Linked DNA regions of Mus musculus: regions 1, 2, 3, 5, 6 and 7 are each linked to region 4. The links are chromatin loops, found by intact Hi-C in ENCODE. Cell type or tissue: heart. All regions are shown on one strand.

Region 1 (4,000 bases), 370 kb before region 4:
GAGTTCAATCCCTGAAGCCACAAAGGAAGAATAAGCTCCCAAAAGTTGTCCCCTGACCTCTGAAGCAAGCAAGGTGACACCTGTGCACCTGCAATCACAGGCATCACACACACAATAAAAAAAAGTATGTAAAATTCTACCAAGATACTAAGACCTCTGCTTAACACAAACGGAAAAACCATTTCAGTATTAAACCAGTCTTAGAAAACCTGAACTTAGAATGTCTTTTGCAAGAGTCATGTGACACGCACATGACAAGTCAGCCGAGCTGATGGTTGGACCTTTCATGGGGGCACACTTAGCGGTAACTGACCAAAGCAACAAATAAAGCCCAGCTTTTACGGCAATAGTGATTTCTCTTATTAAAAACCAACAAAAATCCCTCTCCCTTAAAGATTTCTGACACTAAAGTATAATAAAAATGGCATCTCTTAAAGTTATTTTCATATATGGAAACCATAGGAGAATTTTGGGTTCAAAGAGAGAGCCTAACAATGTCTATCCAAGAAAGGAGAAGCGCAGTTCCCATGAAAGGTGCCAGGTGTGTCACATCTGCTACAGTGACTTCTTGAGTAAGCAAGAAAAAGGAATGCATTAACTTTTCATGACACGTCATGGAACCTCATTTCCTATCTACAGGCATTCAAGCAGGTAATCTAAAACCTACATACAACTCTATCATCAAAGGCCCCATTAGTTTCTTTTCAAAACTGTCTGCAAACTTGTACTTTAACTTGGTGGTACCAGGAAGACATTTCTAGTTTATTTTTAGTTCAGTTTTGTTCTTCTTTTTCTTCTTCTTAACCTACTGGAGACAAAAGGTGACTGGGAGACTCATGTCTCCCCTAAACCAAAAATTTCACAAATGTCCAGGATTTTGTAAGGGTCACGTCTCACAAGTCTCACAGAACTCTCCCAGGAGACAAGCCCAAAAGAAAACTAAACATTATAAATAGCTCCTCACCATCTCCTCATCCCCCTCAAGCCCACGCAGTCCCAAGAAGCATCCATATTACCTAAAACCCAACAGGGAGAGAGCTCTAACAAGCTCGGGATTTACAAGTAAAGCCGACGCTGACAGCTCCGCAGAGCCGGCGCAGGGTCTGACAGTGCCCTCTAGCAGAGCTCTCCCACCTACCTCCCCTTAAAACCAAGTCCTCCTCCAGCCGTCACTGCCTCCAGAGACGCGCCCCTCCTGGCTACTGTCCGAGGCCCTCTCCCCAACGCCCAGCCGCGGCACCTAGCTCCCCGCCGGCTGCGGTCGGGACCCGGCCCGCAGGCCCGACCCCTCCCCGCTGCGCTGCGGCCCTCGGCCTTCAGACAATGGGGCCCTCAGGCTGCTCCGTCTCCTTCGCCCGGCCGACCTTCCCGGCGCTGCGCAGCGAACCTCCCGGCGGCCCTCACCCCCGGCCGGCCGCTCTCACCCCGGCCCGCCCCGGCTCTCCTGCACTCACTATTCGGGATTCATGCTGGACATGTCACTGCAGCTGCCGCCGCCGCCGCCGCCACCACCGCCCTTGCTGACGCAGCCGCCGCCCCAACTCTCCGCGCCACAGGTAATGGAAAGGGAGGAATGAGCTAAGCTGTTCCGGTAGAGCAAACGTCGACCCCACTCCGACCCTTAGAACACAATCAGCAGCCGCCGCCACTCAGTGATCGCTTCCACCCAAAATGGCCGCCGGCGAACCAGGAACTGGGGAAGCCTAGGCCAAGGGGCCTGGCGCGGCCCAGAGGGCGGCAGCGTCGCGGGGCACGCTGGGAAAGAGAGTCATGAGCACACCGCGCGCTGGGCAGCCCGACCGGGCCGAGGGCTGTCTGCACTCAGCTTCCCACTAGGCCCCGCGCCCTGAACGCATGCGCACTTTCGAGCTTGTAGCCCGCCCCGTCCCGATTCCCTCACCCCCACACCCCGCCCTTCCTGCTCCCCTCCCCGCTGGCCTGCTGGCTAGGACTTCGCTCGGACTCCCCCTAGCGGATTGGCTAAGGCCGACCGGGCTGTGTTGATGTCATCAGTGAGACGTGGCAGCAGGGCGAGTCGGTGCCCCATCGGGAGGGGAGGAGGAAGGAACTCGGCGGAGGGCGGTGCCGCAGCAGAGGGGGAGGGGGCTCCCAGGAAGCCTGGGACAGTGAGGAGGGGTGGAGACAGCTTGACGAGCTCTGCTCAGGCAAGACCACAGGGGCCATCACCATCAGGGTCTGAGGCTGCTCTAAGGACAGCAGGAAACTCAAGCGGCCTCTGTAGACCTTGCGCTTTCTCACTCACCCGACTCCTTCTCTAATTTTTTTTTTTTTTTTTTTACCGTTTTACTCTAGCAACTTGATGTTGCAATAGCTGCAAATGGACCCTGTTCTAGTCTCTCTTCTGCTCACACAGCCAGATTTCCCTGTCTGAAACTGCTCCTCCATCTCGACCTCCAACCTTTAACATTGTGCTGTTGAGACACAGGCTAAAGTCAGCCTTAACCAGTCTTCTCCTCCTACTTGAGGCCTAGACTTAAAAGTTGAATTGTTTTCCGGGATAGGGTTGGGTTGGGTTGGGTTGTTAAGTTTTGTTTTTGTTTTTTTTGAGGGGGGGGGGTTGCAGTTGCTTTTGCTGCTCTTTGTTTTTTATTAGTACTAATTCTGTGTCCGTCTGCACAACTGGGCAGTAATAAGTATTTTTTTTTAAGCCATGAAACTCTTCAGTACGGACTCCAGAACTAATATTAATACATTTTTTTAGACCTAATGGTGTCAACTTTAATCAGCTCAGGAATTTAAATCTCCGCTAAACTTTAACGCATTATCTTGCGTTATTTATTACAAAGGGCATAGTATAATACACTGACCAAAGTTTATCTTCCAACTTGTTCTAAGCAAGAATATTATCTCCTGGGGCCAACTGTAGATTTACTTTTAATTTCTGAATTTCTGTGACATCAAAATATGCAAAAGAGGCTGTTCTCATGACTAACCATATACTCAGAACATATTTACACATCCCTCTGGCGTTCCTCCGTGTGTCCTGACAGCCTCATCAGACCACACATACATAGTTTTGGGAGTTTTCTTGTTATTGTCTGGGTTTTGGTTTTTGGTTTTCTGAGGCAGAGTTTCTCTGTGTAGCCCTAGCTGTCCTGGAACTCCCTCTGTAGACCAGGCTGGCCTCGAACTCAGTGTTTCCCTGGCCTCTGCCTCCTGGGTTCTTTTCCATACTAACTTCTGAAATGACCCTAGATGGAGGTTTACAGCCCTGGACCCTAAAGCCCACCATACTTCCTCTTATCATTTCACAGAATAAAAACTCTGAAGTGTCCTAAACTCAATTTTTCAAGCAAAAATTTTGTTGTTATTGTTGTTTTGTTTTGTCTTAGGATTTATCATGTAAGCCAGACATAGCATGCCTTTGACCCCAGCCCTCAGGAGGCAGAGATGGGTGCTTCTCTGTGAGTTTGAAACCAGCCTGGTCTACATAGCAAGTTCCAGAACAGAGCTACATAGTGAACCTCTGTCCCAACACCCACCCCAAATCTGTCATTTAATTTTATGTATGAGTGTCTCTTGCCTGTGTGTGTATGTGTGTGTGTGGTGTGCCATGCATGTGCCTCTTGGCCTCAAAGCCCAGAATAGGGCATTTGATACTCTGAAACGTGAGTTATAGTTGGTTATGCTGGGTTCTGGGAACTGAAAACAGGTCCTCAGCAAGAACAAAAAGTGTCCTTACCAGAGAAGCCATCTCTCCAGCCCTAGCTGGGGTTTTATTACTGATATTTTAATATAGACTTAAACATAAAGATTAAGGAAGAAAGCAGACACTCAGAAAGAAAAACACTATGGAGTGCACTACCCCCATACATACAGATACTACCACCAAAACTCCATTTTTTAAATCTCTGTCTCTTTGGAGATAAATTTGCTCCACTTTCATTGACTATTTCATTTCCCAACAAATTATCTTCTAGTAACCTTTAACCTAGCTGACAAACAGAACAATGTGAAGTATATGTAACAGTTCTTCCTT
Region 2 (4,000 bases), 360 kb before region 4:
GCAGCCTTTATCTCCTCTCCAAACTTGCGGACACTCTCCTATTGCCCTTCACCTCTGCTTCCTCCAGGATGGGAAGGTAGAACCCTTGTGGCTCTGGCATTCCTGTATTCCTTCAGCTGAGACCTTTTCTCAGGGAGCAGGGTGGGCTGCACCAGCCTGTATCCTTAAGTTCTCATGAGAGGACAGCACACTGGTGCAGCACAGGAACTTGGAGAGCATCCAGTTCAGAACCACTGATTCTTTTTAGACAGGAAGCCAAGCCCAGAGGGAAGTTAATGGTCTTGTCTCCTGACTCTCCCAAGCTCTTCCTACTGCTTTATAAAGGAAGTATCAGAGACCACTAAGGAGAGAGAATTTGGTAGATGTGGTGGCATGTGCCTGAAACCAATAACTGAGAGACCGAGGCAGGTGTACCACTGCAAGTTTGAGGCCAGCATGGACGATGTAGAGTTCTAGCCAGTGAAGGCTACTTCTTGAGACTTTGCCTCAAACAAAAGGCAATCAGGGGCTGAGTAGATATGTCAGTGGTTAAAAGAATGTGCTGAGCAAGTGTGAGTACTAAATGTACCAAAACCCATGTAAGGATGCGTGTAGTGGCTATTCCTGATTGTCAGATTGACTGTATTTGGAATGAACTACAATCCAGAATTGGAGGCTCACAAGTGATCCTAATCTGGAGGCTGGGAGATACAAGTTTCTGATCTGGATCTTGGCATGGAGATCTTGAGGCATAGCGGCTATGAATTCCATAAGATTAAGACACGGAGACCTCTGAGTTCAAGGTCATCTGGGACTAAAGTCATGGTGGCATATAACTTTAATCTAGGCTACACCTTCTGCTGGAGACCTACATAAGGACATTGAAATAAGGAAGATTGACACCCTTTCTCTCCTTCACCTGCTTGCCTTGGACTGGTAGATCCTTGGACTTCCATTCACAGCTGCTGCTGACCATTGTTGTTGGGAGTTGGACTGCAGACTGTAAGTCATCAACAAATTCCTTTACTATATAGAGACTACTGATAAGTTCTGTGACTCTAGAGAACCTTGACTAATACGCTGGGATCACATACCTGTAATCTCAGCACTGCTATGGGCAGTTGGGAGGCAGCAGGAAACTCTCGGAGCTTGTGGGTCAGATATCCTGGCATAATCAACAGCAACAACAGTCTGTCTCAAGGTAGAAGATAGGGACCAAGACCCAAGGTGGTTCTCCAAATTCCTCATGTGTGCCACAGCACATACATGCATTGCATCTCCCCAGCTCCAAGGCAGCTAAGAGCAACATTTAATTGGGGTTGGCTTACAGATTCAGAGGTTCAGTCCATTATCACCAAGGTGGGAGCATGGCAGCATCCAGGCAGGCATGATGCTAGAGGAGCTGAGAGTTCTACATCTTGTTCTAAAGGCAAACAGGAGAAGACTGTCTCATGGGCAGCGAGGAGGAGGGTCCCAAAGCCCACCCACCCAGTGACACACTTTCTCCAACAAGACCACAACTACTCCAACAAGGCCACACCTCCAAGTAGTACCACTCCCTGGGCCAAGCATATTCAAACCACCACGTCATCCTATAGAAACTCCTATAGTAAGTACCCTGGTGTGGTAGCTTATATAATTCTAGAATTTGGGGGATGGGGTGGGGGGGAAGGAAGAGAGTCAGGAGTTCCAGGTGAGCCTGAGCTATATCAAATTCTGTCTTCAAAAAAAAGAAAGAAAAAGGTAACTCTATAGAGGAATGGGAAGATGCAGCTTAGTGGTAGAAGTTTCTTAGCAAGCAGAAGCCTCAAGTTTGGTCCCCAGAATCACAAAAGGAAAACAAGGTAAAATAATTTTTTTTAATTTATTTTATTTTTATTTTTTATTTTTTGGTTTTTTCAAGACAGGGTTTCTCTGTCTCGCCCTGACTGTCCTGGAACTCACTCTGTAGATCAGGCTGGCCTCGAACTCAGAAATCCACCTGCCTCTGCCTCCCGAGTGCTGGCAAGGTAAAAATTTTGAAAACCCAGAACATCTTACACTGTTGTATCACGAGTGATTGACATCTAGACTGAATATTTCCAGGTTGTTGATCTTTTAGTCAAAGAATTGTAATAAAGGTGCAAAGAGACTGCTACATAGCAAGAAAATGTTACCAAGACTGGTGAGATGGCTCAGCGGGTAAGAGCACTGACTGCTCTTCTGAAGGTCCTGAGTTCAAATCCCAGCAACCACATGGTGGCTCACAACCACCCATAATGAGAGATCTGATGCCCTCTTCTGGTGCATCTGAAGACAGCTACAGTGTACTTATGTATAATAATAAATAAATCTTTGGGCCTGAGCTGAGCAGTGTTGACCAAAGGGAGCAGGGCTGACCAGATCTAGCAGAAGTTGTAAAAATTCAATTCCCAACAACCAAATGAAGGCTCACAACCATCTGTATAGCTACAGTGTACTCATATACATAAAATAATTTAAATAAAAAAAGAAAATATTACCAAAAACAAAGCCCTAATACCAATTATAATTATGCTATCAAAAGTGACAGCAGTCTACATGAACAAGAGTGTATGCTAGGCCCCAGGTTATTACATGGGGCTTCTTTTATGGGCTCTAAAGGAAGTGGGGGTTTGCTTGGGCAGGGCCACTGTTTTGGTTGACAGATGGGTTATATAACCTTTCTTTACCGTGCTTGTCCCATCCTGTGATGTCTCTAATTTTAATCATATGCATACCTAATTATATAGGCATAAGACAGCAAATCAGGATTTTTTTTTTCTTAAAAGTTCACTCAGGGGACACAGTCTGCTCTATTTTACATGTGCCCAAAACTAGTTCAGAACAGATCTGCCCCTCACTCCCCAAAGATTGAATGGAAACCATCTACAAATAAGGGTTGTCTTGAGAAGAGAAAACTCTGTGTTTGAAGTGTGTGTGTGTGTGTGTGTGTGTGTGTGTGTGTGTGTGGTGTGTGTGTGTGTGTGTGTGTCTGTGTGTCTGTGTGTGGTGTGTGTGTGTGTGTGTGTGTGTGTGTGTGTGTGTCTGTGTGTGTGTCTGTGTGTATGTGTGTGGTGTGTGTGTGTGTGTGTGTGTGTGTGTGTGTCTGTGTGTGTGTGTCTGTGTGTGTGTCTGTGTGTATGTGTGTGGTGTGTGTGTGTGTGTGTCTGTGTGTGTGTGTGTGTGTCTGTGTGTGTCTGTGTGTATGTGTGGTGTGTGTGTGTCTGTGTGTGTCTGTGTGTGTGTGTAGCTCCCTGAAGACTGAGTAACAGATTTCTAGGTACAGTGTGAGGAGGTGGGTATGTATATAGACCAAACAGGTTGCTAAGCGTATGTTTACCTGTCTCAGTGAGGAGGTATTCCTGGAACTGGGTCAAAGTAGAAGGGTAAGAAGGTGGGTTTGGTAGTGCTTGTCAGTAATTCTAACACTTGAGACACAGAGACAGGAGGATCAGAGTTCAGGGCCATTCTTTGCTACACGGTGTGTTCAAGGCCAGGCTCCACTGCATGAGAACTAACCAAAACAGACTGACAAAGTAGAATTTTTATCCACATGGGGTTTCTCTGTTTAACAGTTCTGGCTATCCTGGAACTTGCTCTGTAGATCAGGCTGGGCTCAAACTCACAGAGATCCACTTACCTCTGCCTCCAAGTGCTGGGATTAAAGGTATGTGCCACCATGACAAACTGGCCACAAGGTGAAAATTTTTTTTCTTGCTTTTATTTCCTTCTTAAGACAGGATCTTAGTATGGAGACCAAGCTACCCTCAAATTCACAGAGATCTACTTGCCTCTGGCTTTGTCTCTGCCTCCCAAACCCTGGGATTAATGATTTCCCCCACCCCCACCCCATCCCCACTTTGTTTTCATCAAGAGGCTCAACCTGAAAGTCTTATCTGGAAAAGTTGCTTCTGCACTCCTCAGGGACTTGGTTTTTATCTGTTCATTGAGCCATCCTACCCCATCAATTATAATCTAAGCATCTATTCTTTACAGCATTGTGATCAAAGCTGACCAGGTC
Region 3 (4,000 bases), 130 kb before region 4:
GTGGCATGGCAGGCTTCTGTTGTTTTTTTTGTTTTGTTTTGTTTTTTTTTTAGGTGGTATATAGTTTGGGGTACAGCCTGGCTCCCTGCCTTTTCAAAGCTCCTGGGTAATGCCGATGTACTGCGGTAGTTAGGTATCAGTGCTGTGAGAACCTGTTGGGACTCAGTAAGAAGTGGGGGCATGTTGAAAGGACATTGGTGGCTGGACACTGGCTTCCTGAGGCCAGGACCCCGGGACTGAGATCTGGGCCAGCTCCTTTGAATTACTGAGGCCAGGAGGGATAAACACTAGAGCTCAGTACAAACTAGGGAGTTGGTGGACTGAATAAAGCCAGAAGTCAGGCCTACTCTAGATCCACATTCCACTGGCTCCACACCCCTCCTGCTTACATGCGCATTAAGTGTCAAAGTGTGTCTGGTGGAGATCAGCCCAGGCCTGGACAGATAAGGTCCTGTTTTAACTGGCTGAAGGGCTATAAACATCCAATAGCTATAGCAGCCTAAGAGCTGGCCTTATTCAGGTAGAGAGGAGCAAGCAATTCCCTTGGGTCAACAAGCTTCACAACACAAGGGACTGTGAGCTCCTGTGGGTATCATATTTTGATGGACAGCTGTGAGCCTCTGCCCACTTTCTTGTGGTTACATCTAGTGTCGTCCTCGGGGCTTTGGAGAGATGTGTCTGTTGAGGTACTTTCTATGTTAATATAGACAAAACTTTTACAACAACACAGAAAACAACACAGAACGTGGACGAATGTCCCCCTTTCACAGAGAGGAGTGAGGCCCAGGCAACCTTGGGTTAGTTTACTATGACTGAATCAATACAATGGTTGAACCAGATCCAACCAAACGCCAAAGCCATGTGCCCAATCCTTAGACCCAACCTTCAGGAAGGTCTGAACATGGCACCTCTTTCCACTCACAGGAAAGAACCCAAAGGTTGCTTGACCACTCTACCTTCCCTAGTGAACCTGAAGGTACAACCTTTGATTTGCTCAAATACAGGACTCGAGTTAGCCCTACACTGTGTGCCCACATCCTGCTTCATTGTGGGGAAACTCATTTGCGGGTAGGTGCTTTGTCTACAAACAGGGAAATAACAGTGGCTACTTGGGTATCTTGGCGTTTGTTCTGTTAATTAACTTTGTGCCATGCTTGTATACCCCAATCATTCAACACATGCCTGCTCCCATCTAGCTGAGATTTAAAAAAAAAAAGGTTAAATATAAAACAGACCACAAAGTGGGGGCAAAAATGTAGTTGGTACAGGGGTACTGTACGGGTCAGCAGAACAGGGTTTGCCCTGTAAACACGTTCTCCTGGACTCTGGGTCAATATGGAGCTCTTCATTTGCAGCAGGGAATTATCTGGGGCTTCAGCCAGCAGCTGAACTTCCCCTTGTTCCAGAAATGCCGGCAGACTGAGGAGGGTGAGCCCAGCGAAGGGACTTCTGTACTTCCCACAGCAGGAGTTTCCCAGGCCTCACGTCTACCCTGTGTTTCCCCAGCGCATGCTCATTCACTCCAAAGGCGCGCCGGCACGTATGGGCAGATGAGGGTGGGGTGGAGTAGGATGGGGACCAGGAATAACATACAATGGGACACAAAAGGACTGGGGACCCACCACACACAATTTGCTCTGCAACAGTGGTTTCAGGGTTCAACTGAGCACTGAGTTTCTAGACAACCAGCCTGCAGTGAACGGATCAAAGGTAACCAGCCGTAGAGTCTGACCCGGGGGCAGGAGCGCAGGAAGACCGTAGGCTCTGAAAAAAGGTTTCCAGGAAGGAGACTGATCAGCAAGGCTGACAAAGGAAAACCAAAACAACTCTGTGCGTGTGCGTGTGTGTGTGTGTGTGTGTGTGTGTATGTGTGTGAGAATTAACTGTCAGCCTACAGGAATCGCTGTCCCAACCACTGTCCTAGGAAAGTCTAGGTTTAGGGATAGGTCACCACTCAGCTAGGCCAATAGGGAGACAGCCCAGAGACTGTGTACCTGTGAATGCACCACACCACACAGAAATGGAACAAGCCATATCCACAATTTGAATTTTTTTCCTTAGAGTTGTCATAACTCAATATATCTAAAATAGTTTTGTTCCCACAGCAATCAAAATAATTACTAGTAGGGTGTCTAGCATGTATTGTAATAAGGTAATGAAATCACACCACCTCTCAGCCCACGATGGCTTGTTTTAAGGGCTCAGAACCCAAATGACTAGTGGCCACAGACTTGGTCAGTGGTCTGGGGGCAGTCACTCCCAATGGTGTCACCTGGGTCTCTGATAGGAGAGGTGGTGGCACGTGGCGGTAGCGTTTAGAAAATGTGGCTGCCCCAGGCCCACCTAAGGCCTCAAAGAAAGGCAGCTGGCCTCCCTCCAGGTTCCACTGTGGCACCAGTCAGGTCACCTCAGCCTCTGTCTGTCAGACTCAGTCAAGGAAATTTGTATTTTAAAGTACTCACTGGAATGCTGGCTTGGGATTTCTAAGCATAAAAAGCAAGGGAGACTCTCAGGGGTAGGTGTTCCAGGGCCAAGGAGTTAAAAACACTAAGGCTATTTGTCCCGTCCCCTCATCCCCAACTCTTCACTTTTCCTCTGACTTCTATGTGCATACTTATAACACACACACACACACACACACACACACACACACACACATACACACCCCTGTAAAAGGACAAACCACAAGCACTGAAGGTCATTTCTCACCTGTCTGGGTCTCCTATGACTTGGCTGGAGCCTTCATCCCTGGGATTCCCAACTGAAAACCTTTCAAAGGCTGACATACCAGGATGGAAAAAAATTCTCTTATCATTTGGAGAAAATAATTTCAGGCTGGGTGGATAAACATGTACAGGAAATGCTTCTATAGAGGTCTTGATCCTCTGAAGATTAACACCCACGGAACAGGAGACCAGCCTCAAACTCAGAGGAAATAGGCAAGTTATAAAAACAGGAAGAGCAGGAAGTTTATTTTTGGATGAATATTTGTTCTAGTGACGCTCGCTCTCGACGCTGACAAGAACCTTGATCCGCAGGTCGTCCGCTGCAGCTGAGCGGCTGCGCTCCGTGGCTCCACAGAGGGCCTTGCCTCACTCCTGCATATCTGCCTCACTGCCCCTGGCTCAGGACTCCTCTCCAGCAGCCCCGTAGTCCTACAAGATCTCTAGCTCAGGCAAAACCTCACCCACCCCAGCCCCAGCTAGCCGAAACAGACTATCTCTGCAAGGCTGTCAATGAATTGCTAATGGTTGGTATCCTCCCAGTGTTGCAGCGTGATGGCCTCAGCTGCCCTCAGCAGACTGGTAACCTATCCTGTTTTACACTCAAGAGTTTCAGCCCCAACACACACACACACACACACACACACACACACACACACACACACACACAAATAAGAATTTCAAGATCACAAAAGAGCATTACACCAGGTGCAAGGCCGAATGTGACAGCACAGCTTACACCCGGGCCCTCGCCCATGGCTCCCTCTTGGTGGGAGTGGGGGTTGAGGGGGTGCTACTGTCGGGAGCACTGGTTTAGAGCTGTTTTATTATTTACCTCTCATGCCTCTCACCTCATTAGACCAAGTGCCCCAGGGCCCCACTGCTTAGCCATCACTATGCTCTCTCCTCCACCTGCCAAAGAAACCACCAGGCACACAGTAGGCTTGTTGTGACTTCTACTCAACAGTCAGGAGGAATTTTGCTCTCCACTCCTCTCACCTGTAGAGTCTCCTATGACCTTGGCAGGTAAACCCACAAAGGGAAAATAAGAATCTACCTGGCATTTTCCTTTTACTTAGGAGGAAAGGGCCTGTCCTCTAGAGCAGCAGAGGTCTTGAAAGGAAACTCCTCCCATCAGCCACTAGACGAAGCCAGCTGCCAGACACTAGCTGTGCTGTTGACTCTGATAGCCGTTTCACGGGTGCACAGAACAGCACAGCACAGCATAGCACAGCACAGTGGGTGGAGAGACTGGGATGAGGAGTCTGCGTTGCTCT
Region 4 (4,000 bases):
AGATAGCCATTGTTGGGCGAGCTGGACCACAGCCTGTGAGCCATTCTAATAAATTTCTACTTATATACATCCATTCCATATCTTCTGTTCCTCTAGGGAACCCCGACTAATAAACTCAGTACTCTTTATTGTGCACTAGGCAATAGAGATTATAGACCAAGAAACATCAGCTCACAGGAGGAACTCCAGCTGAGGAGAGAAAGAGAAGCCAAGAGTGATAAAGTTTAACTAAGGCATGTGTCTACAAGGCTGTCTATGCCTACCCCAGGCCACCCTAGGCTGTCTAGGGATGTGTCTTCAAGTCTGTTCACTGAAATGGGATTCAGGGCTTCCATTGCTGATGGAGCTATAGCCTAAGAGTCTCTTTCGGGCCACACATTTCCTGGCTGTGAATGGAAAGTGTTCAAGTGATTGAAAGGTGGTCTGTGGCCTGGGGAACAAGCCCGGGATTAAGTAAGTCATGTGTGTTCTATTATTTTATAAATATTACTGTAATTAAAATACAGGCATTGAGGGGCTAGAGCTATGACTCACCAGTTATGAGTTCTCCTAGTGCTCACTGCTCTTGCAAAAGAATGGGTTCCGTTCTCAGCAGGCACATGAGATAGTTCACAAGTGCTTAAATTCCAGCTCTGAGGAAGTCTAATACAGCATCACCTGCCCTTCTTGCAAGTGCATGTGCACACACACACACACTCATGTGCACATACACACTCATGAGCACATAGACACACAGAGATGTGCACACACATACTCACGTGCACACACACACACACACACACACACACACACACACACACACAATTAAAGACAGGGTAAAGCTGCAAGGGCGGATTATCCTACACCTCCCTCCCTAAGCTTCGGCCAATATTGAATCGGCCCCCAGCCTGCTCCAGTCCCTGTGGTTCCTGCCTCTGTTCCTCCACTCACAGATGGACACATGGCCACGCCGTCTTCAAGGCCTAACACTGAGTGTCCTGCAGCCGCCAAGCGAGTCCCCCTGCGGTCAACATAATTCCTTAGTGGAAAGGCCTGTGGGGGCTTCCAGTCCCTTCTGCTGTTCAGCATGTGTCCCAGGTAGGGTCAAGAATGGTGGCATGGGTTGAGTGAAGGGGCTTAGTGGGGACTTGTCAGTTGGTGACACAGGTTGTTGGATTCTGTTCCCAGAATCCTTGAGATTGGACTCCAGCAAGTTGTCCTCTGACCTCCACAGAAGAGCTTGGCACATATGTGCGCATGCACACCCCTACACAGAAATTTAAAATATATACTAAAAAGAACTATTTTCATCAGGCATGTTGCCACATGCCTAGAATACAGGGCTTGGGAGGTAGAAGCTGGAGTTCAAGGTCATCTTTGGTTACGTAGCCAGTTCAAAGCCAGCGTGGGCTACATGAGATCTTATTTTGAACAACAGAAAAGTCAGCTAGCCATAGCAACAACAGCAAAACTCCCAAACAAACAAAGCCTTATAAAAAGGAGAATTGTAATTTCTATATTCTAGTATTTCATAGCTTAAACTGTTTCATCTACATGCCAATCATCTAATAATTCTCCTACAGAATTAATCTGTTACTTTTCTTATACTCTTTATAATAAAAGAAATCAATAAACACACTTATACAGGTTGGCCTTGTATTGCGTGTTTGTTATTCCAGGGCTTAGAGGGTAGGGGCAGGAGGATCAGGGGTTCCAGGCTTTGATACGTAATGAGTTCGAGGTCATCCTGAGCTAGGTGAGACTGTCTCAAAAGCTAAAATCAAGGGCTGGAGAAATGGCTCAGTGGTTAAAGACCCGAGTTCAAATTCTAGCACCCACATGACAGCTTATAAGTGTCTGTAACTCCAAGATCTGACACCCTCAGACAGACATACATGGAGGGAAAACACCAACACACATAAAATAAAGATAAATAAAAAAATTTAAAAAGAGGAAAAAAAAAATTAAATCAAGCATTACCACCACTACCAACCCCTCCCCCAACCCCCACAACAGAAAACCAAGACGGCAAAGATCTGAAAGTCTTTTCATGTTTGCCAAATTTCTATTGTGTTAAAACAAGTTGCCAAAGATTCCAGGGTTCTCCAGAATTTCTGTTCACCAGAGTTCCGAAAATACTGGATTATTAGTTTGAGCTCAGCTACTTCGCCTGTTTGGTAGCCAGCGCTATAAGCAGAGGCACAAACAGGCGCGCTGGCTCCCTCTCGTGGACAGCATGGAGAAGACACGAGAAGAAAAGGGTGTAGAATCCCAAAGCAGTGTTTCACTGAAATAGACCCAAGCGATGTGGTCTGTAAACCAGCGTCTGAGGAAGTGTTGCATTTTGCTGGATAAGGTAAAAAGGACGGTCCACTGGAGGGGGGTTGTAAGACTTATAAACGGAATGTGCAGGTAGTGAACCAACAAGCGTCAGCCACTTGTTCAGCTCAACCGCAGTAAATGTTCCTGTGAGGGGAAATTCCCAAAACCAAACCCCATAGGGATCTTTCTCCTCCCTCTGTCGTCTCACAATTGGGAGACGCAAAGGGGATGCCAGAGTTCCCTCCGACCAGGGATCCCCAGTATAGCTTGGTCCCACCTTAGCATCATGGGGCTGCCTGGGCAGGAGCATGGGACCCCATGTCTCTAGCTCATTTCCTGTCAGGTGTTCTACTTAAGCCATCCAGCAGCCCTAGAGGGCTTCCAGGCCTCTCTGCCAAATCGAAGAGACTGTGTGCTCAGGGAGATTGGTTGAGGTCTCAGGCTTTTTCTCTCAAAAGGCCCGTGGGGGCGTGAGGTGGGGGAGGTGTTCTTGCTCACCTGTCTGACATTCTCTTTTGTGGTCTCTAGGTTGTTTTTGTCTTAGTTTTCTTTCAATACTTGGCCTCTTGTAGTCCAGGGTAGTCTCAACCTAGGTAGGCAGTAGAAGATGCCCCTCCCTCCTTCCTGCCTGCCTGCTGGGGTTACAGGTTCCTGCTCTTTTGTTTAGATGGTAAAGAGGCAGAAATATTTCTAAGTACTAGGACAGCTCATGATAGTGGCACTCACGAGTACCCAAGATCCATCTGCCTCCCGACTTAGTGTGGAGGTCACTTACTCCAGAAAGACCCCCGTTGAGTCCCCCAGGCACCATGAGGCAATTCTGTCATGATTCTGTGGGAGAGGAGGCATTCTAGAGGAAGTGATAATGTGAACAAGCTGAGCTCTCTGGTTAGCTGCCGGCAGCTGCCTGTGAGGATGATCTGTCCTCTCAGCTCCCTGCTGAGACAGGGCCCTGCCTCCCTGCTTTGGGTGTGTCAGCCCAGAATGCCTTCCAGGGGCTGTAGGGGCCTTCCCCAGCTTCTCCCTGCCTAAATGCCACTGCGGTGCTGTGCCTGCAAGCCTCCAGCTGAGGAACGAGCTCCTTTGGGGTGGGTGGATGCCAGGGCTGGATCATGTGCAGGCAGGCAGAGAGGCGCATGGATGCAGGAGAGAAGGAGGTGGCTGATAATGGGCAGTGGGCAGGGGAATGGGGAATGAGGAGGTGTGGGAGAGGCCTGATGACCCGCAGTCAGGTTTAGCCAGGTGGAGGAAGAGGGCCTGCTGGGGAAGGACTTTGAAGGAGTAGATACCTGGAGGTCAACTCTGCAGCCTAGCCTGCGGCCACTTGGAGTCACTTCTTACCACTTCATTGGCTGACCAGAGCTCCAGGCCTCCAGGCAGCAGCTGTGTCGTGGGTCCCCTGCTTGACCCTAGGGTTTCAGGGAAAGCTTCCCATAATGAAATTCTGGGCTGAGTTTCAAGAATGAGAAAGGATGTTCCAGGGAAATAGAGCACCCTACTTAGATGTGGGCAGGAAGGACCCTGCCTGTGTGCTAGGCTGCGGAGGGCATGCCACGCCTCTGGGATGTGAAGTCTGCAGAACTGTGAGTGGGCACATTCCAGCCCAGCTACCCGTCGGGGAGCCCTGGAAGCTTGAGGGTTGGTGCTTGGAGTGAGGAAGGACAATAGTCGCAAATGTCACGTGGTCATCGAAGAGGCC
Region 5 (4,000 bases), 570 kb before region 4:
AACTTTATAGGGGGGTTAAAAATATTGATTTACTTTATTAATTGATGACATCCAATTTCATGTCCAAAATTTAGGATTCACACACACACACACACACACAATTTAAAGAGTTCACTAAAATGTTTAGCATTCCCTAAAGAAAGGAAATTATACAGAGCTGAGATATAGAGGAATATGGAGGGCAGAGACCAATATGACTGAAGAGTCAAGAAGAAGACCCTGCCATACCCACATGTGGCGGTTTGAATATGCTTGTTCGTGGGAAGTGTCACTGTTAGGAGGTGTGGCCTTGTTGGAATAGGTGAAGAAAGTTTGTCACTGGAGGAGCAGGCCTTGATGCTCTGCCCAGTGCAGAGAGTCAGTCTCCCAGCAGCCTTCAAATGAAGATGGAAAGCTCTCAGCTCCTCCTTCACCATACCTGCCTGGATGCTACCATGCTTCCTGTCTTGATGGCAATGGACTGAACCTCTGAACCTAAGCCAGCCCCAATTAAATGTTGACCTTATAAGAGTTGCCTTGTTCATGGTGTCTCTTCACAGCAATGGAAATCCTAACTAAGACACTGCATGTGAATATGTCTGAGAAACTGTGCTGATTTATACAGTTGAGATTTTTATTTTTTTGTCCTGCGATAGCCAGCCCCAAAATGGCCCAGAATGGCCCTGGAAGGTACTTAGATCTTTGGTATTGTCCTCATCCATACTGGGGCAGAGCTAGTCCTTACAGCCAGTAGGATACAGAAACAAAGGCACACATTTCATCTGGAGGCCGTCAGTCTGAGGCTCCAAGCCTCACAGAAGCACCACGTTCTCTCCTGACCCCTCTGCCTTTCATCATTTGATCTTGGAGTGGGGACTTTTTATGAACATCCCTAACAAAGGGCCCACCTGTGAGAAGAGCCAACAGCCACATCTGTGAGCTCAGAAGTGCACTCTTCAGGGCCTGTCAAACCTTTCAAACATTTGGCTGCCACCTCTTGAGAGTCACTGAGTTGGAAGCCTGCCACTGAGGCGCTCTCTGTAACTGCGGGAGGACAGATGTTTTGGGGATAATTTGTTGCACGAATAATAATTATTAGAACAAGTTTTCAGTTTCAGATTCCATGTAAGGTACACACAGTTGGTCATGGATTAGAGGTTCAACTATCTAAGAATCAGATGTATTTACAAGCCAAAATGGTGTCTCTATTGAATGTGTAGAAAAAAGATTTTTCTTTTGTTTTATTCAACAATAGGATAATATTATATACAACTACTTTCTTAGAACTTACACACCATTAAGTATTCATGCAATTAGTGACGTAGAGATAATCTAAGTATGCGGATGCATGTGTGTAGATTGTAAATGCTGACCGTAGCGTAGTGTTAGATAAGGGGCTTGCACAATAAGGATCCCCCAGTGAGACTGAATAATGACTGAGTATTGCTTTATCATCAGAAGAAAAATGTTTTAAACAATCAATCAAGAACACCCGTCATTACAGTAAGATAACGGACAAGGGCTTGGCTATCATTCTGGATGCTCCTGGGAAGAACGGTGGAATCAGTGGGGCTGATCAAGGACTTCCTATGGTAAAGAATTCTCCAATAAGAATGGAGATAATCTGAGGTTGTTACAAGATAATACAATGATCATGGTGCCTAATGCACAGCAAACGCGATTCAAATATATTTGCAGGTTGCTATTTGGGGGAAACCATGCTATTTAAAGTGTCTCCCACAAGTTTGATGTCAACGCAACGAGACAGAAAGGCTATTTCCTTCCTTCATCACAGGGTGGCACTGTGGCACCGACTTCCTTTCCACCGAGGCCCGCTTCCAGCTGGTAACGAGGCAGGAAACCAGTTCCCTCCCAGACTTCCAAGGCTTGCGCGTCGGGTTACCAAGAGCGACCCGGCAGCCAGACACCCTCCAAGCATTCATCCGGCAGATAATGAGGAAACAGGCCCGGGCTTTGTACTCAAAGTAAGGGCCAAAGTAAGGGCCCCACAAAGAGTTCACTTCTATTAGAGTCGTACTGGAAACAGGAGGCTCCTGTTGGAGGCTGGGGGTTCGGGGTGGGAGGTGGGATGTTAGTGTTCTAAATTGGTTCTCAGTGCTGAGGCTCCGCATTCTAGCACTTAAGCTGCGGCCCTTCGGGGGTTGGGGGTGCGCGAGCGCGGGGCGGGGGTTGGGCGTGGCAAAGAGGGTTGGTTGGTTGGTTGGTTGGTTTTTGCAGTATTTAGCTATATCCCCAGCCTCAGAACTCAGTTTCTAAATTGTCTCAAACTTCAGTCTACATCACAGTCACCTGGGGACTAAACAGTTCAGCTGCCTGGCCCATGGCCTGAGAATTTGCATTTCAAACAAGTTTCCGGGGATGCTGAGAGGCTGGTTCACTTCCAGACCTGAAAAGACGCTTCTCAAGCTGTGACCCCTCTACTGTGACGCCCAGGCTCTCGGGCAAGCTCCTTAGGCCACACCTGGGTACTTGTTAGAAGTTATCACGGCAGGACCAAAGACTGATCTTCCCTGCTATATCCAGAGGGCAACTCTCAAGCCCCACTCGCTGGAGAGAGTCTTTCTAGCCGATGCCACCAGTCCAAAACAGCATCACTTCCAGCCGGAGTCTGCATGCATGGTCTCGAAGGAATTGTTGAAAATCCCACACCCAGGCCAGACAACTTACATGGACAGAAGGCAGTCAGAGTCCTGAGGAGGGTGCCTCCCCAGAGCACTTCTCTTGCTGTCATCACACTGATCAAAGCCTATCTGGTCATAAATTCCAAGCTTTGACATTTATCCCAAAATGGTTTGAGGCCAGGAGGCTTGATAGCTCAGACCAATAATCCCAACTACTCTAAAGGCTGAAGCAGGAAGACTGTAAGTTCAAACCTGTTTAAACTAGAGTGAGTTCAAAGCCAGCCTGTGCAACTTAGTGAGACACATTGCAATATATTAAACAGTAGAAAGAGAGGACCGTTGGTAGAGTGCTTGCCTACTTCATGCAAAGCCTGGGTTTGATCCTCCATGGTGAATTAGCTGGGAGTTGGGGTACATGCCTATAACCCCAGCAGTTGGGAGACGGCAGCAGAAGGACCCAGAAATCCAGCAGCTTCATGGTCAGCCCGGGACACATCAGCTGCTGTCTATTAATAGCAAAAACAAAAACAAAAAAACCCAAAAAACAAAACAGTGAATGAACTCGAGGCTCTTTCCTCGAATGTGCAAGGGGATTCCCTTGCAGCTAGAACAGTTTCATTCTTCTCAGTTATTGACAGCCACACAGTCATTGAATTTTGTATTTGTGTGACAAACATAGATTCCTAGATCCATTGGTGAGCCTTATCCCACACCACCAACTCCAGCTTGTTCTGCTGCCCCTCCCCATCCCCCACGCCTCCTCCCTTCCCCATGCGGGACTAAACCCAGGCCCATGCTAGGCAAGCACTTTACCCCTGAGCTGCATCTCCGTGCTCTCTATTTCTTTCTTTTTATTAAGAAGACTATTCAGCCTCTCCCACAACTTTCACTCCAAATTCTAAAGCAGAGTGTTCTATGAGAAGTTTATACTCGGGGATTAACAAACACCAAGAGGACATATTTTGTGGTACAGCGACTCTGAAGACAACTTTTGAAGTGTCCCAAAACACTAAACACAAACCTGATGTATACACTGGCCATTCTGAGTAGTTACTGGACTACCTGAGCTAATTGACAATATATGTATCACAAATATATATGAATGAATGTTCATAATAGCCCTATATAGAGCCGTTAAAACTAGAACAACCACAGTGGCCAACAACAAGTGGCCACTTGTTGAATACATACATTCAGGTATATTCATTAAATCAACCTACCAAAACAATGATGCAAGCCAGGTAGTGGTGGTGTACACCTTTGATCCCAGCACCCTGCAGGCAGAGGCAGGCAGATCTCTGAGTCTGAGGCCAGCCTGATCTACAGAGCAGGCCCCAGGCAGCCAGGGCTACACAGAGAAACCCTGTCTGTAAACAATT
Region 6 (4,000 bases), 220 kb before region 4:
ATTTAGCTGCTGACCCCTTGAGAACATTTTGGTTTATTGAAACCAGCCAGTGGCTTTGCTTAATTGGGAGTTTTATAAAAGAATGAAGGCAAAGGCTTTCCTCCTAATACTTGCTCAGCAGAGACTCAGACGACTCCCCATGTGCTCCCCAGAGAGCCTACTGTGCGCTTGGGAACACAGCATTGCCAGAATCATAGAATTGTATAGTTCTGCACTTCTAGACTAATCTGTTTAAAGCGCTTTTGTTTCAAATTCTTTTGGAGGAAGGATTCTCCTTTCTAGATTTATTGCCTTTTGGAGGTAAAAATGCATCTTGAATTTTTAGGAGACCCACCAGAGGTCAGCATACTGGAGGTAGCTAAGAACAATGGGGATGTGATAGACAGTCGTGGTGGTCACGTTTACTGAGTACTAAGTACTTACATTGGTTTTGTTTGTTCTTGGTTTTGTTTGTTTGTTTCAGAGAGTGCCTCAGTATGTAGCCTTGGGTGGTCTGGAACTCACAATGTAGACCAGGCTGGCTTTGAATTCAGTGATTCTTCTGCCTGGAACTGAAGGCATGTGCCACCATACCCAGATCTTACTTTATATATACATTTTTAAAACAATGTCTGAATATTGAAAAACCTAAGAGAAATCTGTTTCTGGGACTTAAACCAAGCCCTTTCCCCATCCGCAGCTGCTTTTGTTTGGTATTCCCATCGCATGGGAAAGCATTTAATGCAGGTGGTAACCCCAGCTCTCCCAGGAGCTGTGGCCTTACAGACTCCTGCACCTCTGAAGCACTCTCTTGCTGCTTATTTTTGGTTTGGGTTTATTCTGTTTATCCTACACATCCTTCCTTCCTGCCTGCCTGCCCTCTGCTCCTCGGGGCTTTTAGAGATAGGCCAACCACTAATCATGTCCTTCTGCTGCAGGGACAGCAGACCCATATCTGGGCTCCTGTAAGTAACACAGCTATTTAAAACAGTATCTCTCCTCGCAGCATGGAGACGAGGGAAAATGTCCTGGAGCTTGAAATCAGCTGTGCAGTAAGTAACACAGCCACTCGTCACAGAAGCAGTTACGGTTCCCACGGGGCCGTGTTCTCTTGCACAGTTAGGCCTCTGTGGATACCTTCTAATGGGATGTTCCCACGAAGGCAACATGGAGAGCTTGCTTACTGCTAGGCCAGCTGGACACAAACTAGTCATCAGAGAAGAGGGAGCCTCAGTGGAGGAAATGCTCCCCTTAGACGCGGCTTAAGGCATTTTCTTAATCACTGATCAATGGAGGAGGGGCCAACCCATTCTGGGTGGAGCCGTCCCTGGGCTTGTAGTTCTGGGTTCTATAGAAAGCAAACTGAAGCCGGATGTGGTACATGTCTCTAATCCCAGCAGTCAGGAGGCAGAGGCCTGTAAGTTCAAGGCCGGCTTGGTCTATAAAGTGAGTCTAGGATAGTCAGGGCTCTGTTACATAAAGAAACCTTGTCTCAAAAACAAAACAAAACAAACAAACAACAACAACAGAAAGATAAAGAAGAAAGCAGCAAGCTGAGCAAGCCAGTTAGCAGCACCCCTCCATGGCTTCTGCATCAACTCCTGCCTCCTGGTTCCTGCCCTGTGTGAGTTCCTGCCCTCACTGCTTTTGAAGTGGAACTGTGGGTGAAATAACCCTTTCCTCCCCAAGTTGCTTTTGATCATGATCTTTCATCACAGCAACAGTAACCTTAATAACCTCAACCTCAGGGAGTTAGTTCCACAGACACAGGCAAGTTCTTGGTTCAGGCAATTCAAATGTTTCTCCTCACGGGTTCTTCTCAGGGCCCATCGGGATTCCAGTGGCCACTGCTAACTTAGCTACCATGCTTTCTCTAACTTACCTTCCTGTTTTGAGTAAAGAGTTTACAGAAACCTGGAACTCATTTGTCATGTTCTGATCTAAATCTAGGGCCTCAGACAAGGTTGAACAACTCCCAAGACAAGGCCACAAATTCTAAGGACTCTGAACGTGGCCTCCAGGCTCTCGATGCCTGTGGCCAGGAGGTCCCTCGCTTGTTCTCAGGGAATCCACGTCACGTTCTCCATGGACTGGGCTTACTAAAAACGAAAGAGCAAACGCTTGTGAAGTGTTTCACACCAAAGTGCCTTCAGCTGGCCATAGGAGCACGAGCCACTTGAGGCCTGAGCTCACTAAACACTGCATCAGGTTAAGGTAGACAGAAGGAAAGAGCCGTTCCTGGGGTCCCTGATGAAAGGCAGGCTCAAGGTAGGCTCCAGGACTGATGCAGACTTGGAAAGAGGAGAGCCCCAGAGACTGTCTGGGTGGGGTAGGAGAAGAGTCCCCGTTTCCCATCTGTAAAATGCCAGCTCTAATGTGTGTGATGAACTGTTATGTCTAAACTAGTGAACATACTGATTTTTGAAAAGTGCAAAGGTGCAATCTCTTGAGCAAGGCACTCGTTAAGAGTAACTGTACTGGGCTGGTGAGATGGCTCAGTGGGTAAGAGCACCCGACTGCTCTTCCGAAGGTCCGAAGTTCAAATCCCAGCAACCACATGGTGGCTCACAACCATCTGTAATGAGATCTGACTCCCTCTTCTGGAGTGTCTGAAGACAGCTACAATGTACTTACATGTAATAAATAAATAAATCTTTAAAATAAGAGTAACTGTACTAGTTACCACACGGGGACTTTCTCATTTCAACTCTTTTTTTTTTTTAAAGCATTTGTTACACTTTCTTACTCATTTTGAATATGTATAGACTCCATGATGCACCTGGCTGAGGATAAGTTGCTTCTCTTCTTCCACCATGTAGATCCCTGGGATCAAACTCTGGTCCTTAGACTAGGCAACAGGTGCCTTTTCCCACTGAGCCATCTCCTTGGCCCTAGTATTTATTTTTCTGGTTCTGGAGATTGAACCCAGGGCTTTCTAGTCTTCTACTATTTGAGCTATAGCCCTTGTGTCTGTCTGTCTGTCTGTCTGTCTCCATGTCTCCATTTTCTCCTGCCTTGGTCCCTGGATGTGGGTATCACAGGTTTGTGAAACCATACTTGGCATTTGCTTTGGTAATGTAACATTCACTAGGGCTTGCATTGCCAAACTCAAAAGACAGTTGCTTCACAGCACTTAGGCAGAGGCAGGTAGAGCCCTGTAACACTGAGTCCAGTGGGGCTACATAATAAGACCTTGTTTCAATAAATAAAAATTTTAAGAAGATGAACTTTTCCAGCATCTAAAAGCATTATTTTGTGCATCTGTGATGTAGGGTTGGTAACACACTTGTGTCACTGTGTGCATATGGAAGTTAGAGAACAGCTTTGTGAAGTTGGTTTTCTCTTTTCACCTATGTGTGAGTCTGGGAATTGAACTTGGGTCCTTTGAACAGGCTTGTGTGACAGATGCTTTATCTTGCTGCGCCTTATCACCACCTCTATATTTGTTTGAGACACAGCTGTTCTTCATGACACCTTCATGCCTTCAAAACCAGTACCACCTGGGTGACTCTTACACATTACCAAGTCCAGCCACAACATGAGGTACAACCTTGGCTATCTCTGGAACACAGCTTCTTTGTGCTTCCAGAAAACAATTCCCAGATTTCACCTCAGTGATGCTGGTCTCTTCTTAATTCATTGCTAATTTCTTAGCTCCAGCTAACCAGCATTAATTGTCCCAGTAGTTCCTTCCGTTCTTTCTTTGTTTGTTTTGTTTTGTTTTTCGAGGCAGGGTTTCTCTGTGTAGCCCTGGCTGTCCTGGAACTCACTCTGTAGACCAGGCTGGCCTCAAACACAGAAATGCACCTGCCTCTGCCTCCCAAGTGCTGGGATGAAAGGCGTGTGCCACCAAGTCCGGCTAGTTCCTTCCATTCTTAACTCTAGAGCCAGAGTGACATGGCTGAAGTTGCTGAATTCTGCTGCTTGCAGGAACTAGAACATGACTATTACATTATCACTAGCTTTATGTTTTCCAAATCCTTCACTGCCTAAGCTCGGCTGTCCTGGATCTTGCTCTATA
Region 7 (4,000 bases), 90 kb before region 4:
TATAATGAGTTCCATGCCAACCAGACTACATGATTAAGACCCTGAATCAAAGTAGTGGTCGTGGTGATGATGATGATGATAATCAGCAACAACTAAAACAAAACCCATACACAAAACAAAAGTAGCCCTCTTAGAGGTCTGTGTGTATTGAGAGTTCCACGGGGGCTTGAAAAATAAGAGTTTCACCTTTGAGTCAAGTAGAAACCAGTGGTTTCATGCTTTCCACAACCATGATCTTTGTGGATACACATTGAGGTTCAACACTGGATTCTGAGTGCTCATGACAAGTAGTGGTAAGGACGCCAAACCTCGAGACCTGCATTTTGGTTTTCTCTTAGAAGACCTGAGGTCCTGACAGTGAGGTCTCTGTTAATTCTTCAACTTTTACAGGAATAAACAAAGCAAACCTTATCTTTCTTCATTTTTTGTTTGTTTGATTTGGGGGGTATTTTTATTTGTTTGCTTGTTTCTGTTTTGTTTTTTTTTGTTGTTTGTTTGTTTGTTTGTTTGTAGGCCGTGAAGAAAGTGAGACATACTGGGTGTGGTGGTAGACACCATTAATCTTGGCAGTCTGAAGGTAGAGGCAGGTAGATCTCTTGAGTTCAAAGCTATATTAGTCTACAGAAAGAGTTCTAGGACAGCTAGGGCTAAATATTGAGACCTTGGTTTAAAAAAAAAAAAAAAGACTGGGGGTTGGGTAAGCTGTAGAGTTGCTTAGTGGTTAAGAGCACTGGTTGTTCTTTCAGAGGACCCAGGTATGATTTGCAGCACCCATATGTCTGCTCACAACCTTCTATAACTCTAGTTCCAAAGATCTGACATTGTCTTCTGGACTCCAAGAGCATGAGGTACCCAAGCAATGCATACATAGTTATACATACAGGCAAGATACCCATACACATAAAAGAAAATAAACATAAAACAAACAAAAAGCAGACCCATTCAGAGCTAGGAGATAGGTTAGTATGAGGCTTACTTGTCATCCGAGGGCCTATGCTCCTTCTTTAGCACCCACATTTGATGGCCTGCAATTATAATCCCATTGTTGAAGAGATGGAGACAGGAAAATTCCACAGGGCTTACTAGTCACTTCTGTGGTCTGACAACTTTCAGATTGAAAAGCAAGGTGGATGACTCCCAAAGAACAATAACGGAAGTGTCTAATGAATTACTTGGATCACACCGATCTATTTCTAGAGTTTGTTGTAACGTCTCGGGATTTATTTGTTTTGATTTGTCCCACTGATGTCTTATTTTTTCTTATTCTGTTACCCCCACAAACTATAATAAAATCATGTCCTTTCTCAAAAAAAAAAAAATCGTAGACATTCGAAAATAAGTAAGCAGGGCGTGGTGGCGCAAGCCTTTAATCCCAGTACTTGGGAGGCAGAGGCAGGTGGATTTCTGAGTTTGAGGCCAGCCTGGTCTACAAAGTGAGTTCCAGGACAGCCAGGGCTACACAGAGAAACCCTGTCTCGAAAAACCAAAAAAAAAAAAAAAAAAATATTAGTTTGTCCCAATCTTAGATTTAGATTTCAATTCAGAAGCATTATAACCATCAATCGGGGCACGGTAGACTCGAGAGACTGAGACAAAATAATCACTGTCCGTTGGAGTACACAGTTCCAGGCTAATGTGGGCTAGAGTGAGACCCTGACTAAAAAATAAAACACAAGTCACAAAACAACAACAAACCCAGAGAATTTGGGATTTTTGTTTGTTTGTTTTATTTTGTTTTGTTTTTTGATACAAGACTACGGTGGCACAATCTTTTATCTCAGGAGGCAGAAGGGTCAGAAGTTCAAGGTCATTGAGTTCCAGGCCAATTTGAACTACTTGAGACTTGAGTCTTTTAAAATAAAGTGTTTACTCAGTAAGATCTTAAAACTTCAAAAGTACTATCGATCTGCTCACAACTTCACGGAAACCCAGCACAGTTGCCTGCCTCTTAACTCCACAGGCTGGGCAGGGGAGGCCCCGTAGCTCTTTCCTTTCCCAGGGGCTGTGGGAAAGCCCGGAGCGCCCCTCGGCGGCCGGATCTGCAGGCTCTGCAGCGGGGCAGCTCCTGCTTTTCGAGCCGGCGGCCCTGTGGGGCGCAGTGCGGAACCCGCACTTAGGCGGCCGGACAGCCGGCTGCGCGTGGGATCACAGGCCAGGAGCCGCGGCCTCAGGGCTGTCCTCGCCTCACCCCACTCTGCCCCTTCAGTATTTCTCAATGACCGGCGCTCGAGGACACTTCCGACGCGGGGGAGGGGTGCCACTCGCGCGCCGGTTTATCAGTTCCTTCCGGCCGCGCCCGGGCCGCTGCAGCGCCTGCATCACTATGCTCGGGCGAGCAGCCGCGGGTACCCGCTGTGCCAAGGGAGCCGAGGACTGTGCAGACGTAGTGAGAGGCGCCGCGGCCCTGCAGGGTGAATGGCTCGGGCCCATTGCACAATCTCCGGTATAATTAGCCAAGGGCGGCGGTGCAGGGCTCATCCCCCGGGCAGCATACTCCGGGATCATTTTCCCTTTCGGTTGCATGGCCGGGATTTTATTAAACAGACGAAAGGCCCCCGCCCCGCCTCCCTCCACGCTGGTGCAAGTATTATGAATGAAACGCCAAGCCCGCTGCTACTGCGGTCGCCACTTCAGGTAGGAGGGTGGCTCGACCGTGCTCAGCAGCTCACCAAAGGCTCGGGTATGCATTTGCTCAGCAGAGTCAGAATGCAGGAAGTAATCGACGGAGCGAAGAAGGAAGCATTCTTTGTGTAAAAAATGTAACCGCCAGGGTTTGCCCCAAGTTTCAGTTTACAACTGTACAAGCCTCAGCCAGTTTAAGAATGGGCTATGCAAAGGGTCTTTTCGTCTGTGGCAGCTCACCTTCTAGCTAGCCGCAGCTCGGTGGGAAGAGCTGTTTCTGGCAAGTTACTACCCAATTCTAGCCCTTCCCCCACCCACTCCAGGAAAGATGGAGAAGGCTGACCTTGGGGTGCACTCCTGAACTCTTTAACAGGAAGCAAGTGGATTGCAAATTGGATCCTGGCAGAGAGTCAGACCGAGAGGAGGAGAGGAGACAGAGAGGGGTCCTCCCCTAATCTTGCGGAGGATCAGAATTTCTGAGTCAGGCTGGGTACGTGGCCCAGTTAGTAGGGTGCATTGTAGCTTTTATTGCGCATGAAGCCCTAGGTTCGACTCTGCAGCCCCTCATTAATCCGGCCTGTAACCTCAAGATCATCTTCACCTACACGGTGAGAGACACGGGAGTCCTTAAGGTTTTCTCAGAGGAGACAAAACAAATGAATGAAGACTAATTAATTCAGAAACTGCAGCAACTGAAGCTGGAGCCATGTCCGTAGTTAAATGAATTTTAAATCTTGCTTGTGTGTGTGTGTGTATTTAACAAGCATGTGAAGGAATCCTTTGCCACCGCCGCACCCCCCCACCCCACCCCCACCCCCCCACCCCCCGTTTTAGCAGTCTCTATAGCCCTAGTTGGCCTTCAAGTCAGTCTGCTTTTGCCTTCTGAGTGTTGGGCTTAAAGGCGTGCACCACCACATAGGCCTAGAAAAATTAGTCCTAAAATTTAGGACATCATTTCTTTCTCTCCCCCCAACCCCTACCCCCTCTCTCTGTCGTGGTTCTGCCTCATGAATGCTGGAATTACGCGCACACACCACCACTTCTGAGCTCAACTAGATTTCCTTTTTGCTCATATGAGCCAGTATATTTGTGAAGACTGAACCGAGGTCCAGCTGCTGGGCCAGCATTCTACCACCTAGCCACGTCTGTAGTTTCTCTTCACACATTATGACTTAAACAAAGGAAAGACGAAGGCCAAGGAGAGGAGCCTGGCTTGCAGAGCTGGCTGGTCCGATCCTCACCACCCTTCTCTCTCAACCTCCCGAGTAGCTGGGCTGCCACTGTTTCCCATCATTCCTTGCTGCAGCTTCTTTCACACGTGGGTTTTTAGTGGGTGGGAGGCCATGGTGAAGGCAATTATTTTTCATAGCTGCTTAAG

What was found. Hi-C counts contacts between places; a loop is a spot of excess contacts. Peaks named below come from ENCODE experiments on the same cell type or tissue, not always from the same donor. Only the 100,000 strongest peaks of a DNase experiment are listed, where the experiment ranks them.
Region 1: it touches region 4 in a loop (3.0-fold over the local background); 4 of 42 quality-filtered maps call a loop at or near these places.
Region 2: it touches region 4 in a loop (3.0-fold over the local background); 4 of 42 quality-filtered maps call a loop at or near these places.
Region 3: a loop joins it to region 4, with 3 times the contacts of the local background. A loop is called at or near these places in 3 of 42 quality-filtered maps.
Region 5: a loop joins it to region 4, with 4 times the contacts of the local background. A loop is called at or near these places in 17 of 42 quality-filtered maps.
Region 6: it touches region 4 in a loop (3-fold over the local background); 14 of 42 quality-filtered maps call a loop at or near these places.
Region 7: a loop joins it to region 4, with 4 times the contacts of the local background. A loop is called at or near these places in 29 of 42 quality-filtered maps.

What each region holds. Positions count from the first base shown.
Region 1 is chr11:20,199,107-20,203,106 of GRCm38, reverse strand. Rab1a (RAB1A, member RAS oncogene family) reads right to left here and starts at 1,695. Exons shown (of 6, transcript NM_008996.4): 1 at 1,455-1,695. The coding sequence starts at 1,477. In heart, a CTCF peak has its summit at 1,971; a DNase peak (open chromatin) is centred at 1,956; H3K4me3 peaks cover 2,673 bases; H3K27ac peaks cover 2,373 bases.
Region 2 is chr11:20,189,502-20,193,501 of GRCm38, reverse strand. It overlaps Gm12031 (a long non-coding RNA gene), which reads left to right and starts at 660. Exons shown (of 4, transcript XR_872276.2): 1 at 660-981; 2 at 1,409-1,588. In heart, a CTCF peak has its summit at 2,256 (motif pointing left); a DNase peak (open chromatin) is centred at 221.
Region 3 is chr11:19,962,900-19,966,899 of GRCm38, reverse strand. The region is part of intron 1 of Spred2 (sprouty-related EVH1 domain containing 2); the gene reads right to left. Among named protein-coding and RNA genes, the nearest start is that of Spred2, 40 kb to the right of the region's middle. In heart, no CTCF peak of the experiment used is centred here; DNase peaks (open chromatin) are centred at 399, 1,509, 3,019 and 3,899; H3K4me3 peaks cover 550 bases; H3K27ac peaks cover 3,846 bases.
Region 4 is chr11:19,829,039-19,833,038 of GRCm38, reverse strand. No RefSeq gene overlaps it. Among named protein-coding and RNA genes, the nearest start is that of Gm39602, 88 kb to the right of the region's middle. In heart, a CTCF peak has its summit at 2,209 (motif pointing left); DNase peaks (open chromatin) are centred at 2,328, 3,838 and 4,000; H3K27ac peaks cover 334 bases.
Region 5 is chr11:20,398,857-20,402,856 of GRCm38, reverse strand. No RefSeq gene overlaps it. Among named protein-coding and RNA genes, the nearest start is that of Gm39605, 21 kb to the right of the region's middle. In heart, a CTCF peak has its summit at 1,764; a DNase peak (open chromatin) is centred at 1,866; H3K4me3 peaks cover 721 bases; H3K27ac peaks cover 556 bases.
Region 6 is chr11:20,050,324-20,054,323 of GRCm38, reverse strand. No RefSeq gene overlaps it. Among named protein-coding and RNA genes, the nearest start is that of Gm32080, 13 kb to the right of the region's middle. In heart, no CTCF peak of the experiment used is centred here; no DNase peak of the experiment used is centred here; H3K27ac peaks cover 839 bases.
Region 7 is chr11:19,918,610-19,922,609 of GRCm38, reverse strand. No RefSeq gene overlaps it. Among named protein-coding and RNA genes, the nearest start is that of Spred2, 3.8 kb to the left of the region's middle. In heart, a CTCF peak has its summit at 2,041; DNase peaks (open chromatin) are centred at 2,189 and 2,989; H3K4me3 peaks cover 2,058 bases; H3K27ac peaks cover 1,581 bases.